Linked DNA regions of Mus musculus: region 2 is linked to region 1. Evidence: chromatin loops called from intact Hi-C (ENCODE). Cell type or tissue: left cerebral cortex. All regions are shown on one strand.

Region 1 (5,000 bases):
TGCCCCCATCATCACCATCAACACAGCTCAGCCAAGCCACCCACCATCACCTAAAGCTCCAGACTAGATTCTAGGGTGGGGACAGTGGTTACCGTAGTCTTTGGGGAGCGGAGCAGGTGCTGAGGGGTGCACAACTGGCTTCTGCCGGCGCTCCTGGGTGGGGCTGGGGGCTTCTGGAACTGGTTCGTCTTCTTCCTCCTCCTCTTCCTCCTCCCCTCGGGGCGGAGGGGCCATTGGGGCAGGATCCGTCTTAGTCATGGTCCTCTGTAGCCCTTGGGGGCCTGTGCAAAGTTGGGGGGGTGGCCTGGAGGCAAACCCTTAAGATATAGGTCAGCATGAGAGGGCTCCCCACAGCGCGGGGGTCCAAGCCCCTTCAAGAGCCACGGGCGGCCCCCTAGTCCCCAGCTCTGGATTTGGGCAACCAAAGGGATCCCCGTTACTCGTTAGAAGGCCCAGGGATATGGGCCCCAATGCCTGCCACTTCTCTCAGGCCCAGCCTCCCATTCTTCTCTTCGGGTGCCAGGCCCCTGGGTCTCGGCCGCCCCCTCCCGGGGTTTGTTTATCTAGGGATGCAGGATGCTTCGCCCCTCCCCTTCTCCCCAGCCTCCCATCTTACCTCAGATGGCGCCGATTGGAGAGCAAGGCTGGGACTGAAGAGAGTTCAGGAGTATCGGGGTGTCAGTGTCGGGGGACGAGATGGGGGACGAGAGGGAGACAGAGAGAAGGGGACGAGGCCCAGACGCTGGCGGGGGATGGGGATGGAGAAGGAGGGGCGCTGGCGGAGCATGCGCAGTGACAAGACGCGGGGGAGGAGAAGCTGGGAGACAGAGCGCTGAGGCAGACGCTGGAGGCCACGGGAAGGGGCTAGACACTCGGGATCTCCAGAGGAATGGGAGATAGTCCCCTGGAAGGATGTGACAAACATAGAGTTGGAACAGGATGAGGTAGACAGAAGGACTAAAAAGACATGGGTGGGAACGGGTGTTTTCCTCCACTTAGCAAACCAGGTCGTGTTTAGCAGTGGTGAGTCTGGTACTGTGTCAGCCCTTTGTAAACTTCAGTCCTACTCCTTCTATGCTCATCCCACGTCCCACGTAAAGGGAGGGCCACATTTTTCTCTTCACTCTTACCCTCATCACCCAGGACAGAAAGGTTAGCCACCTGCTCAAGGATGGTGGTACTTGAACCAAGCTTTGTGGTTGCGGTAGTGTAGAGAGGTGACCAACGGTCTCTGGGTGCCATCTCTAAAAATATGTATCACTTCTAGCTCAGGGCCACCTCAGCCTCACACCTGCCTGGCCTTATCTATTACACCACAAATCACCGTGGCTTCGGCCTTCCACCTCTTCCTTCTAATGGGCAGACTGGGAATTTCCTCTTCGAGATAGTTCCAGAATTTTATCCTGCCTCTCCCTGCCTGGACCAGCCTCAGCCTCCTCTATTCTCTCTGTCCTCAGCCTGGCTGAACTGGTGCCGTAATAACAAGCTCTGCCTCTGGACCTTGCTGGACTCAGACACATTTGCTTGCCTGACACCAACCCCAGCAATAGCCAGTGTTAGTAGGTATGGTACAGGCCTACAACCCTGGCACTTAGGAGGCTGAAGACGGAGGCCTTGGATCCAGAGCCAACCTGGGCAACATAGCAAGAACCAATTACAATCGCTTCCTCCTCCACCTCCTCTTCCTCTTCTTTCTCTTCCTCTTCCTCCTCTTCCTCCTCACACACACACTCTCCAGTGTGGTCCACCATAGCCCACCATGTCCCTACATGACCTTGCCTGTCACCTCTCCATCTTCACCTTCCCTTAGGATCCACTTAGTTCACTTCACTACATCTGTACCACATCCTCACAGTCTCTTCTGCCTAGGAACTCTTCCCACAGACACCTGGATGGTTCCCTCCCTTCCCTCTTAGTATTTTACCCATAAGTACCTTTTCAGTGACATCTTTGCTCTTTATAAAAATTGTACCCACCCCCTTAGGTGTTCTCTAGGGCAATCCAGCCGTCCTCACTGTGATGGCCCAGATGGTAGGGGCTCTGCAGAGTTGCTCTTACCCTGGCCCAAGTGCCCTCCAGACAGGCTCCCTCTCCACCCACGTGTCACAGACACACTGCTGTCAGCCCCTCTCCTTCAGTCTTGATTGGCTCGGAGTGATTTGGTTTATTAGTTAACTAGTTCACCTTCTTCTCAAGCAGACATGAACTCAAAGGCAGGCATGGTTTGAGGCTGTGTCACCCCACAACAGGTGTTAGCAGGCCTGCTCATTTGTGACACGGTTGCAAATGGCCTAAGCTAGCCTTGAACTTGCTGTCATTCTCCTGCCCCTGCCTTCCTCTTGGTAGGATTACAGGATTACAGGCCTATTTTGGTTGGCGGGTGCTGGATGGAACTCGGGGTGGGGTGGGGGGTGGCTCTTATAGGCAAGCCCTCTACTGCAAGGCCACTCCTACACCCCCACAGATACAGAAGGCTCTTTAACACTGGACCCTGGTTTAAAGCAGAGACCCTGCAGGTGGAGCCAGTGTCCTGGTTGCCAGTCCCAGAGGCTCTCAGACAGTACAATGGACGCTTGTGTGCGCAGGCCAGCAGGCTCTCCCAGTACAGCTGCCACACCAGCTGTTCCAAAGCTCACAGCTGTGCCCGGTGCTGCTCTTGGTGTCTCTGAACCTGTGAACTCGTTGTTTCGGCACCCCATGAGTAGCCTGGTGTTGGTCAGGGGCTCCAAGCCCTGGCACTGTGGAAGCAAGTAGGAAGGACAATAGCGGCTGCTGCCTCAGGGTCTCCCCAGAGATGGAGGTCCCAGCACCATGAAATATACTGAGCCAGAGGCTGTGTGGCTGGGCTCCAGGGGCGCAGGGGAAACTTCCTGTCCAGGAGGAAAGGGTAGTGCCTCAGGCTTCTTGGTGTTCCTGGTTCTTGGTTCTGGAAGACAGGATGGAAGGGAGGGGTTAGAACATCAGAGCAGTCAGTGCTCCCAGGGGCATTCCTCTGGGTGTTAAGGGCTGGGGTCAGCTTCTACAGGGACCTCCCTTAGAGGGGAAGACTGAGGGGCAGAATCGAAGAGGGGCTTGCCTTGGTGGGTGGGGGCTGGAGCCCAGATTCTATGGTTATTCCCTAGTGGAGAAGGCTGGGATCAGTCTCTGCAGGGACCTCCTTACCTTGTCAGTTGATGCCCTGGAGACGGTGGAGGATACCGCATCAGGCTGCAGGGAGTGAACTCCCCATCGCCATTGGAAGCAGGAGGGTGTGGAATGCTCACTTGCTCAAGTACTAGGGGCAGCTGGACACCCAGTGCTCACTGCCCATGTGCTGCAGACAGGCCTACAGCCTGGACCATCCTTCAGGGGAACTTGCAACATGGTGGATGCGTGCTACAGTTTCCCATATCCCCTGACCTGAGGATATTCATACCCAAGGGCCCTGAGCATGGCTCCAGGTTCATGCCTCCCACCCAGGCTGGCTCTCCAATGTGCACATCCTATTTTGGGGGCTCCATTATCAATCATCTCCCCTGCTCCTCTCATCCCAACTTGATTCCTCCTTCTTCCAGCTGGGTTCTATCGTGGCTGTCCACTGCCAGCCTCCAATTCTGTTCCTGTGCATGACTTTGAGAGAGAAGTTTATAAAATTTGATATATAGGATATGAGAGTCTGAAGCCAAGGGAAAACACTTCCTTCTTATCTATACAACAGGGATTCTTCCGCAATATAATCTGTGTGTATATGTGCATGCACACTCACACACACATCCAAGAAACATCCACCTACAGCTGGACATGGCGGAACACATAAGCCCAGCATTAAGGAAACTGGGTGTCTTAGTTAGGATTTTACTGCTGTACAGAGACACCATGACCAAGGCAACTCATAAACAGCATCTAATTGAGGCTGGCATACAGAGTCAGAGGTTCAGTCCATTATCATCAACACGGGAGCATGGCAGCATCCAGGCAGGCATGGTGCAGGAGGAGCTGAGAGTTCTACACCTTCATCTGCAGGGCTTTATTGGAAGCTTCCAGGCAGCTAGGGTGGGGGTCTTAAGCCCACGCCCACAGCAACACACACACACACACATTGAGAGAAAGGGAGACCAATATTTCTAAGAATGGCTACTGTATTGGTTTCTGTAGTGTTAGCGTGGATTTGGTGGCGCTCCTGTGATCCCAGCATGTAGGAGGCTGAGGCAAGAGGATTGTGCGCTCAGCCTCCTGCTTTCCACACGACTGAGTCCTGGCAGGTTCATCCTGCAGCAGCTGCTACAACCTCTGAGGCAGTAAATGTTTATCAGTAGAAATGGAGGTAGTTTGCTACCCAGCACAAGATCATTTACACAAGCACTCATCTACAAAGATCTTCACAAGGCTTTCCACACACGTTTCTTTAATGTTTTTCTTCAAATGGATCAACTTTAAGTATTAAATAATGGCAGATAGAAGAGAAATGACACCAGAAACGGAAAACTAGTAGGTGGTAGTGGTGCACACCTTTAACCTCAGCAGGCGGGAAGCAGATTTGTGAGTTGGAGGTCAGCTTGTTTCATATAACAAGTTTCAGATCAGACAGGGTTACATAATGAGATCCTGTCTTTATGCAAGAAACAACAATCAGAACTCTGCCTGGTGTGTGTGTGTGTGTGTGTGTGTGTGTGTGTGTAGGGATGGTTGGAGCATTTGCTGCTCTTGCGGAGGACTGGAGTTCAGTTCCCAGCACCCACATCAGGTGGCTCACACCTGCCTATAACTCTGGTTCCAGGGGATTCTATGTTCTCTTTTGCCCTCTGTGGGCACATGCACACACGGGACATACATACATTTTTAAAAGTAATACTAAAATATCAAAGGGAAATAAGGATGTGCATTCCAGTTTGCTTATATTTACACAAAGAAACCATAGGAGGTGGGGTGTGGTGACATACGGCTGTAATTCCAGAATGCGGAAGGCAAAAGCAGGAGAATTGCAGGCTTGAGGCTAACCTGGGCTACACAGCAAGTTACAG
Region 2 (5,000 bases), 57 kb after region 1:
CACCAGCACACAGATCTTCTGGTCTGAGAGACACCTGGGCAGTGGTGAGTCTGCAGCTGGCAACTAAGATGGGATGGCTTTCCACTCGTGCACAGGAAGCTGGCTGCCCTTACTCCATCCAGGTCCTCTGTAACATCTCTCCAGCCCCGAGTATTGTTCTTTACTTGGCATCCCGTTCCCTTCCCAGGACCCAGCTCAACCCAGTCTCAGTTAAGACCCCTATTCCTGAGGTAGGTGGGCAGCTGTAAGGCCCTGCTCCAGGGATCTGTGTTCAGTGGGTGCGAAGAGGATTCCAAAAACTAAGTAGAAGGTGATTTATGTCAGAACACTGGATAAACAGTCAGGGGTGGGGGCTCTGTTTCCTTAACTTCCCAGGAGTAGGTTAACTGCGGACTTTGAAAGGAAGAACAATACTAGTCAGAACTCAGTGTGTGAGGCCACTTCTGTATGAGTGAGTGTACGGCAGGAGGGACAGACATCCATTTCCTCACAGAGCGTCTTCCTGGTAGGAGCTAGAGGCAGAGAATAAAACTAGGAAAGCTTGTATTAGCAAAGCGTGTTCTTGGGTATGGAGGGACATAATGGTCAGATTGATGGATTTGGTTTGGAGAGAGGGTTGCAGCTGTCCCCACTACTCACAGCTGCCCTTCACTCTGGGCACACAACTACAGAGTAGCAAAGACTGAACAAGATCCAGCTGGCCATACTAACCCTTACACCCTCTGGCAGTCCTCACAGGGGACACTGACCTCTGCTCCCAAGGGCCCCGGGACACTTGGCTGCCCACTCTGCCCCAAGGCCTTCCCGCTGCAACGCATGCTGACTCGGCACCTCAAATGCCACAGCCCAGCGAGGCGCCACGTGTGCCACTATTGTGGTAAAGGCTTTCACGATGCCTTCGATCTCAAGCGTCACATGAGGACTCACACTGGTAAGCAACAGCAGGAACAAAGAGCGTCTTCTGGACGCCAGATAGTGATGGTGATGGAATGACAGAGGCAGACGCATGGGGTATGGGGTTTCCAGGGATCAGATATACAATAGGGGCACAGGTAAGGAGACATAGTGTTCCAGCCAGATTGCTCAGTGGGTAAGGCCATTGCTGGCAACTCTCATAACTGAGTTAAATTCCCAGGATCCAGGTGGTATAAGATTCCTGCAAATTATTTTCTGACCCCGAAACTTGGACCATAGCATTTGTGCATGCATACGTTTGTGAGCAAACACACACGTACACAGACACCCCAAATAAGCCAGGCTTTTGGTACTTGCCTTTAATCCCAGCACTTCTGGGCAGAGGAAGGCAGATCTCTGAGTTCCAGGCCAGCCAGGGCTACACTGTGAGACCTTGTCTCACAATAAATCCATATGATATATTTCCAGGTTCCAGATTGAGAGCAGGCAAGTAGCTAAGAGTCCCTCCCTCTCTCACAAGACGCTTCCTGTTGAGGGATGGAGGAGACACATGGCCTGGCTCCTGTTGCCTTAAGCAGAAGTAGCAGATGGCTAGTGGACCACAAACATAAGTGTCTGCCTAGCTAGGAATAAAGATAGGGAGTGGCAAGGCCAGAAGCCTACGCTCCAAGGCCGCCATCGCCCTCTCTGCTCATCTTAACAGGAATACGGCCATTCCGCTGCGGAGCCTGTGGGAAAGCTTTCACCCAGCGCTGTTCCCTGGAAGCTCACCTTGCCAAGGTGCACGGGCAGCCAGCCAGCTACGCTTACCGGGAGCGCAGGGAGAAGCTGCACGTGTGTGAAGACTGTGGCTTCACCAGCTCTCGGCCGGATGCTTATGCGCAGCACCGCACCCTACACCGCACGACCTGATAAGACTGGCTGCTCCCTACCCACGAGAGAAATAAACACGGGAAACACTAGTGTAGAAACTGGCATTTATTACAGGTGGAAGAAGGAACGATCACTCAGTCCAGCGGTGGCCGCAGTGTGGGGCAGTGCAAACATAGTACAGGCGCATGGCGTCCTAGCAATAAGAACGTTCAGTCAGGGTCTGGACCCAGAGGATAGTGTGAGGACCAAAAGAAACGATCAAAGAAACTTTCCCAATCTTGATTTGAGTAAACAGGATCAACCCAAAACTGGCGTGTCCCCCCCACCCCTACCCCCCCAAGCACCCAGCCGCCACTCACCTCAGCTCGGGCACTGTGTGACTGAAAGAACACTGCCTCCTTGTGGCCACACCTGAGGGAATGGTTCAGTTACTAAACCGCGAAAGACCTCTCTGTGCACAGCCACTCCTCTTTCCCTATGCCAGCTGCGTACTCACTTCTGGCACGGGTGGTCCTCCGTCCGGGGCAACGTGGGGTCCTGGGACACGTCTGCGATGATCTGGGTCAGCTCGCTGCAGGCATAGGGAAGTAATTAGCGGTCAGGCCGGGTGTCCTAAGAGGTGACCCGTGCCCCAAGCGAGGTCCCGCCACTCACTCCACTTCGTGCGTGATTTTGTTGACGTAGATGCAGCTGTTGTCGGCTTCCTGCTGGTAATCGCAATTCCGGCACTGCAGACGGGAGAGCATGTGGGAGGAGTGTCACAAACAGATCAGATCTCCAACAAGACTGGACAGGAAGGCAGGGTGTTCCCAAGGAGGGCATGGACAACATGGGAGAGAGGGTGTGCTGAGGGGTAGTCAAGAGGCGAAAGCGTGGGGGAGCCAGCAGGGAGCGCGCAGGGAAGGCGTGAACCCGCGGGCGAGAGGGTTGCCGGTACTCACCGCGTACAGCAGAATGCGATTTTCCTTGTCCTCCTTGGGGTACAGCATGTTATTACTGTGGGGAGGGGAGGTCAGAGGTCAGCCCTGGAGCCAGTCCTCACTGCCTTCCCACACCTACTGCCCGGGCCTCACCATTCCTGGCAGAACCGAATACCCACGAAGCCAGGCTCGTACGTCCCGTCGGGTTCCATAGCGACTGGGCTGCTGAGCCTTCTGCGCTTGCGCGGGCGCGCTACGGAACGCGGGAAGGGTCGCACACCGAAGCTGCACCAAACTAGGGCGATGCTGCGCGCATGCGCGGGTTCCTTATTTTTTTATTTTTTTTATTTTTTTTTTTATGGATGTCTGGCTGACGGCTTGCGTCGATCCTTTGATACCCTCTGCTACTCACTCCCGATTTCGGAACCTGCTTCCCAACTCCGAGTGGAATGGATCTAGGACAAGGGCTGGGACTATGATGCGCGATGTCATCCGCAAGGCGCTGAGCGTGAACGAGAGAATCCGCTGCTCTCTTCTTGGCCCAAGGCCAGTGCACATGCGCCGAACTTACACTCGGCGGACCGGGACAACTCCAGCCATTCTTCCCGGCTTCGGCCTCCTCCCGCCCTCCTCTCCTGCTTCCCGTGCACGGAAGGCCTCTCGGGATTGGTTGGACGTACCCGAGAATCCGCCTGTCCGTGGAGAAAGAACAGCAGCGATTGGCTGGCCATGTTAGGTGGAGAACTTGCATTGGTCAGCTCCAGAACAAGGGGCGGGACCTATATCCCAGAAGCAGCGGCGGCCACTGCGGAGCCGGTGTGAGACGGCTGAACCGCACCGCGGGCCACTCCGGGGCGCAGCGAGATGGAGGTGACGGGGATATCGGCGCCCACCGTGATGGTTTTCATCAGCAGCTCCCTCAACAGCTTCCGTTCGGAGAAGCGATACAGTCGTAGCCTCACCATCGCAGAGTTCAAGGTGTGGCCGTGGGGGCGGGGTCCGGAGGGGCGGGGCAAAGAAAAGGGAGTAGGGGGCTGAAAACTAGTGGGCGAACCTGGAGGGAAGGTTGCAGAGACTGACAGCCAGCCTCCCAGGCCTGGGAGCCCCGGAGAACAGAGTCCACCGAGTAGGGGCAGGACCCGGGAAAAATCAGACACTCCAGAGAGCCGAGGGGGCGGGTCCAGAAGGAACTGGTCCAAGGTGGGTCTTTTTGGAACTTGTTTGTTGATCAAAGTCTGAAGATGAGGCCTCTGACAGCCTTTCTCCTCATCTTGCCTCTTTACTGCAGTGTAAACTGGAGCTGGTGGTGGGCAGCCCTGCTTCCTGCATGGAACTGGAGCTATATGGAGCAGACGACAAGTTCTACAGCAAGTTGGATCAGGAGGATGCACTGCTGGGCTCCTATCCTGTGGATGACGGCTGTCGCATCCATGTGAGGACACCCTTTCCCGGGACCCGCCCCACATTCATTCACTAATTTATTTCTTCAACAAATACCATGTTTTGCCCAGTGTGATAACCAGTATAGGCTCTAGCCACATGGAAGCCCCAGTTCAGCCTGGTCAGAAGCAGACATTCAGTAGACAGTGACAAACCAGAGTTGTCTGAACTGGCTTAGGGGGAGGGAGCTCACGGGAAATTCATCAGAGGTACCAGGCTTTACCTGGGGATATCTGAAGAGGCTTCCTTGAGGAATGGGTATTTGAGCTGATATCTAGAGAATGTTCCATGGAGAGGACAAAAGTATAACACTGTAAAGAACTGAGGTGAGCCATCAAGTTCTGGCCCGATTGAGAGCAGCAAGAACACAGAAGGCCTCTGTGTGTATCAGCTCACATCATTCTGCCCTCAGCCTCTCCCCACCTTCCCTACTCATTCCCTCCCTGCTAAACTCTGTCCATTCCTTTTTCCAAATCTTTACTGAAGGTGTCATCCACCACCGTGGCCTATGGTGGGCCCAACACACCTGTAATCTCAGCATTCAGGAGGAGTTAGGAGGCAAGCCTAAGAGAAGCAGTGGGACTCTGTTAAAAATGAAAAACTAAAAAGGTGGCACACGCCTTTAATCCCAGCACTTGGGAGGCAGAGGCAGGCGGATTTCTGAGTTCGAGGACAGCCTGGTCTACAAAGTGAGTTCCAGGACAGCCAGGGCTATACAGAGAAATCCTGTCTCGAAAAACAACAACAACAACAACAAAAAAAAAAAAAAAAAAAAAAGTCAGAGGCTGGTCATGGAGGCTGTCAACTTGAGTTTAGTCCCTGGACCCACGCAAAGGGAAGAGAGAACAATTC

Evidence for each region. Peaks named below come from ENCODE experiments on the same cell type or tissue, not always from the same donor. Only the 100,000 strongest peaks of a DNase experiment are listed, where the experiment ranks them.
Region 2: a loop joins it to region 1, with 2.5 times the contacts of the local background. A loop is called at or near these places in 9 of 42 quality-filtered maps.

The regions. Positions count from the first base shown.
Region 1 is chr7:30,287,459-30,292,458 of GRCm38, reverse strand. It overlaps Clip3 (CAP-GLY domain containing linker protein 3), which reads right to left and starts at 764. Exons shown (of 14, transcript NM_001360763.1): 1 at 617-764; 2 at 93-304. The coding sequence starts at 258. It overlaps Thap8 (THAP domain containing 8), which reads right to left. Exons shown (of 3, transcript NR_144498.1): 3 at 2,222-2,926. It also overlaps the pseudogene Gm50588. In left cerebral cortex, CTCF peaks have their summits at 555 (motif pointing left) and 2,508 (motif pointing right); DNase peaks (open chromatin) are centred at 777 and 2,579; H3K4me3 peaks cover 1,223 bases; H3K27ac peaks cover 1,642 bases.
Region 2 is chr7:30,230,266-30,235,265 of GRCm38, reverse strand. Tbcb (tubulin folding cofactor B) reads left to right here and starts at 3,069. Exons shown (of 6, transcript NM_025548.4): 1 at 3,069-3,686; 2 at 3,997-4,140. The coding sequence starts at 3,573. Polr2i (polymerase (RNA) II (DNA directed) polypeptide I) reads right to left here and starts at 3,192. Exons shown (of 6, transcript NM_027259.1): 1 at 2,862-3,192; 2 at 2,730-2,784; 3 at 2,443-2,516; 4 at 2,285-2,359; 5 at 2,148-2,199; 6 at 1,879-1,981. The coding sequence starts at 2,920. The coding sequence ends at 1,919. Ovol3 (ovo like zinc finger 3) reads left to right here. Exons shown (of 4, transcript NM_001289817.1): 2 at 1-44; 3 at 730-931; 4 at 1,619-1,969. The coding sequence ends at 1,827. In left cerebral cortex, a CTCF peak has its summit at 2,200 (motif pointing left); DNase peaks (open chromatin) are centred at 1,576, 2,265, 3,019 and 3,350; H3K4me3 peaks cover 2,169 bases; H3K27ac peaks cover 1,682 bases.